Linked DNA regions of Homo sapiens: region 1 is linked to region 2. Evidence: chromatin loops called from intact Hi-C (ENCODE). Cell type or tissue: heart right ventricle. All regions are shown on one strand.

The links. A loop is a pair of places that touch in the nucleus more often than their neighbours do. Peaks named below come from ENCODE experiments on the same cell type or tissue, not always from the same donor. Only the 100,000 strongest peaks of a DNase experiment are listed, where the experiment ranks them.
Region 1: a loop joins it to region 2, with 5 times the contacts of the local background. A loop is called at or near these places in 2 of 110 quality-filtered maps.

Annotation. Positions count from the first base shown.
Region 1 is chr9:101,653,525-101,656,024 of GRCh38, reverse strand. The region is part of intron 3 of GRIN3A (glutamate ionotropic receptor NMDA type subunit 3A); the gene reads left to right. Among named protein-coding and RNA genes, the nearest start is that of PPP3R2, 60 kb to the right of the region's middle. In heart right ventricle, no CTCF peak of the experiment used is centred here; no DNase peak of the experiment used is centred here.
Region 2 is chr9:101,593,976-101,596,475 of GRCh38, reverse strand. The region is part of intron 6 of GRIN3A (glutamate ionotropic receptor NMDA type subunit 3A); the gene reads left to right. PPP3R2 (protein phosphatase 3 regulatory subunit B, beta) reads left to right here and starts at 1,507. Exons shown (of 1, transcript NM_147180.4): 1 at 1,507-2,500. The coding sequence starts at 1,555. The coding sequence ends at 2,067. It overlaps LOC105376186 (a long non-coding RNA gene), which reads right to left and starts at 1,502. Exons shown (of 3, transcript XR_001746863.2): 1 at 1,388-1,502; 2 at 968-1,133; 3 at 661-879. In heart right ventricle, no CTCF peak of the experiment used is centred here; no DNase peak of the experiment used is centred here.

The sequences.
Region 1 (2,500 bases), 60 kb before region 2:
ATCACTCTTCCCAGCTTCTCTGAAGAAATGAAAGGTGCTGCCCCTGTATTCACATAATTTTATCATCTGCACACTTTTACACAGGCCTCTCATCTGCAATTGAATGCTGTTAAGTGGAAAAAGTATTACATACTGAAAATACAAGTCTTTTATCCTAATCCCATTATTTTCTTTTCATTTTTACAACCTTTTAGAAAATGACTATTTTGCTTCACTAATATGACAAATAATTATGACACACATCATTTGTAAAGTCCTTCATTGCCTCCCAAACACTTTCACTTCATCACCTCAATTGATTCCCTACATCTTTGTGAAGCAGAAAATGCATCTGCTGTTGGAGGAGACTGAGGCTCAGAGGAGTTAAGTGATTTTTCCAAGGATCAAGCTGCTACTTAAACCCAAGTTTTAATTTCAGATCCATCATAATTTTTGGGACAATGTGCTGCCTCATATTAAACTATATTCAAAAACATATTAAGCATACAATGATAAGAATGCTTACAGCTCTCAAAGCTTTGCTCAGCATTTTGAGAGTGTAGTTTGAGAAGAACAATTATCAGAAAAAGAAATTCATAATATGCTCACTTAATTACTGTTCAATGCACATCTAGTACTTGTGAATTACCATAAGTTTTTAGATGGTTTAACTTTCAAGGAGCTGAATATCTTGCAGGTCAAATATGAAATCAAGTAGTCAGTCTACTGAGAGCCAAACTGAAGTCCAAAATTGCAGAATATATTTTGCTTTAGGTCATGTACCAAATGACTAATAGGCAGCGAAGGTTTTCAGGATTATAATTTTAGCCCAAGGCTCTGGTAACTACATGAAATCTTTGAGTGGTTTATGATATCTTAAGCTGAAATTATAGCTCCCCATGGGCAAAAGTTGTTGAAATGCTTTCAGCCATTGAGTACTGTAATTAACCTGTCCTCTATAGCAATTATAGGAAAAACTATATTGAATGCCTAGTCATATTGACTAATGACTTTAAGTATACAAATTACTTTTTAAATGAGAATGGCAGGAAGGAAATTCATTCACCCATCAATTCCATAAATATATATGTCACCATATGTATTTTGTCTGTTTGCCATTAAGATAAAGGCTAGGAATACAATAGCAGACAAGTCAGATCCCTACCCGCCATTTCCAAAATCTTACACTTTAGCAAGATAATTAGACCTTAAATGACCATACCCATGAGATGAGTGTTACGATGAAGAATGGAATATTATCCCAAATATATTAACAGAAACCTGGCAAACTGGGCTTGATGTGAGGAACACAGTCAGAGAAAGCCTCCTTGAGGAAGAAAACATGAATTCTGAATGATGAATTAAAATTATGGAGGAAAAGAGGAGAGGAAACCTCTCTTAATAGGCAGATAAAGTAAATGAGGAAAAAAAAAGAGACCTTGAAGGGAGTACACAGGGAATCAGTCTCCCTCTGAATGATAGGAAGAGCTGTGTGGATATATGAGAGGAAAAAGTGGGAAACGATCAGAAAATAATTTGTATAAAATAACATAGACTAGACATCAACAAGAAATATGTATGTAAATTTCACATTATGTTACACATATATATGATATGCATATGTTATATACGGTATATAACATAGAGTATTTGTATATCATACATGTATATATTATGTATAATATATAATGGAAAATATAAAGCATGTATAATATAGTACTTATGTATATTTGATATGTGTGTGCATAGGTATATATATATGTGCATGTGTATGTACCAGAGCAGAATTTGTAATGATAAAACATAAAGCCATTTTCTATAAAATGCCTCCTCTTCAGTCACAAGAAAAAAAAACTTAAGATTCAAAGACTGTAAGATAATATTCAAAAGGTAACTAATTAAGATGACAAAATCAGATAAGATAATAAAACACTGTATTGAATGAAAAAATAGGTACGCAATTTTAAAAGAGACCAAGAGGATTCAATGTGAAATATTTACCTGCTAAAGATGTAATTCATTTTGGAGAATACAAAGATTGCCACCAAATGGAAAAGCCCAGAAAGAGCTCCTAACCACACAAGTCAGCTCTAAATATTTCAATATTACTTCAAACAATTAAATTATATTATTATTTTCAGCGATAATACAATTTTCATTTGTATTACACTTGACAATATTTTTTCAGCTTAGTGATGAGGTACACATACAATAGAGTTTTAGCATAGTTAAATATAAATTATCAATCATACATATAAAATGGAAAATAGATACAAGAAAGATTATGTTTCAGAATATCAAATTGTATCAATAATAAGTGGAAGGTGAAAACAAAGTAGAGACACAAACCAAGAGAACAAAATACTTAAATATGTGCCTAAAGTTCTAAATAGCAGTTCTCAGATACAGGAAAAAATGGTTTTTGGTTTTAGGGTGAGTATTAATCATTCCACTCCCTAAAAGTTGGTTTTACTAGGAAAGCAACATTATTTTAAAAAGTATTTTATCTGTCACAGGACAG
Region 2 (2,500 bases):
AGGCATCTTGTAATATAATTTAAGGTGGTATCCTTAATATTGCAAATTCAATAGGCTTATATGCAAACTGTACCATGCTCATTTCTCTGAATAACTGAAAAGCAAGCAAATAAATGAAACAAAAAAACATTCCAATATAACAGTCTAATTGGGAAAGGGGGTTTCATTTGTGTAATGCCCATAATCAGCTTTAAAACATATCCATGGATTATCATTTGTTTATAGAGGAAAGTAAAATGGCCAGACTTAATGATAAGGTGATCAGTGGCTTAGTTTTGCTAGTTCCAGCATGGTTATCTTTAGACTGATATTTTGGCTGAACTATAGAACACAGAACTTGCCAACATTTTTTAAAGCGAAGGAGTGTTTGCATCTTTCAGTTTGATGTAGTGGCCTGAGGTTCCCCCAAGTCCCTTTGAACTGTTTGCTCTTGAACCACATTTGTTTCTTATGCATTTGGAGTAATTGATGCGCTCCGAAAGGAAGAAGGAATAAGAGGGAGCATGTGAGATTAGTCTTCAACAGAAAGAACAAATCTAGTTGAAACAAAAGGAGAAAAGTGAGATCATCCAGAGGCGACTGTCACTCTCAACACACACAAAAGGCTTCTTTGGGCACATTGCAGACCTTCCCCCAAGGTATTCTGCAGAATAGCCGCCAGGCACCAACAACAAAGATGTGACTCGGGCATGAGATGATGGATAAGAGGGAACAGAGTAACAGAGGTTGTGTTCTTGAGACCTGTGTCATCTTGAAAAACGCCCTGAATTCAGCATTGTTTATATTCCTCGGGAATATGTTAGTGCCTGTAGGTGATCCATGTAAGAAATTCTGCGCGGTATCTGCCTGGTCTCTTACAAACACTCTGAATCCTACGTCCTGAAAAAGGTACAGAAGGATGTCAATCCCGGCTTCCCCTCCCAGGGAATCGTGGAAAACATACTATATCAATGCCTTGATGTGTCACCTTGTTTCATCCTTACACTAGGTCTGTAAAGCAAGTATACAGTGTCCTTGGTTGCAGTTCAGTCATTCGGCGTATATTTATTAAGCACATATTGCCTGTGAAGCACTGTGCTTCTGGGATACTGCAGCGAATAACACAGGTGCGATCCCTTCTCCTTTGGGGTTTACTTTCTCAGAGAAAAAAAAAAAAGAAATAAGTAGATAAAATAATTGCCAGGGAAATTGGGGTTATCATGGAAAGGTACAAGGAGTTTGAGAGAAGGAAAAAGAGAAGGGGCAGCCCAGCTTTCCACCTCTGCCTCTCCCGGGCACCCCCAGGCTCCATTCTCTCCTCCCTATACTCCTGCCCAGACAGCACCCACCTCCCCTTCCGCCCCCTTTTCCCTCCTTCTTTCCCTCCTCTCTCCGCTCCCTCTCTGACCTGCCGCCCCTCCCTCCGCTCCCCTGCCCTTTTGCTCGACCAGGGCCCCCGGGAGCCCTCTACCCCCACCCCATGGCCCAACCGTCCGGGCACGAGCCCCGCCCGAGCTCACCGCCCCTGCTCCCCTCTCCGACCCTTTGAGCCGTGGCCGTTGCCAGATGTCCACAATGGGAAACGAGGCCAGTTACCCGGCGGAGATGTGCTCCCACTTTGACAATGATGAAATTAAAAGGCTGGGCAGGAGGTTTAAGAAGTTGGACTTGGACAAATCAGGGTCTCTGAGCGTGGAGGAGTTCATGTCCCTGCCGGAGCTGCGCCACAACCCGTTGGTGCGGCGAGTGATCGACGTCTTCGACACCGACGGTGATGGAGAAGTGGACTTCAAGGAATTCATCCTGGGGACCTCCCAGTTCAGCGTCAAGGGCGACGAGGAGCAGAAGTTGAGGTTTGCGTTCAGCATTTACGACATGGATAAAGATGGCTACATTTCCAACGGGGAGCTCTTCCAGGTGCTGAAGATGATGGTGGGCAACAACCTGACGGACTGGCAGCTCCAGCAGCTGGTCGACAAAACCATCATCATCCTGGACAAGGATGGCGATGGGAAGATATCCTTTGAGGAATTCAGTGCTGTGGTCAGAGACCTGGAGATCCACAAGAAGCTGGTCCTCATCGTATGAGCCTTTTTCTTACAAGCACCACCCAACAACTTCTGCTTTCTTCCCTATCTCTTTCAAGATTTGCTCAAGACGTCCAACTGTCTCTCTGACTTATCTGGAAGTATTTCTTTTTGTGAAGCCATATGTCCTAACAGGAGCTTCATCACCAACTCAGTGCTATTAATTCTCCTTCTCTGAATGACTCAGGGTACCCTATAGGGGGAAGAGCAAGTCAAATGAGCATAGTGGGGAAAGAAAAGGAAATGGCTTTTATAAACATCTTTTACTTTGTTTTGATTCAAAGACCAAACTAGAACTTTAAAAGTTCAAAAATAAGAAAGTATACATTTTTGCTGTTATTTCTCATCATTTTGTATATGGGAGGAAATTTATAATTTGCATGGGTGTTAGGTGAACTGTTTTCATTTGCTTGTGTTCAGATATCTTGCCAGAT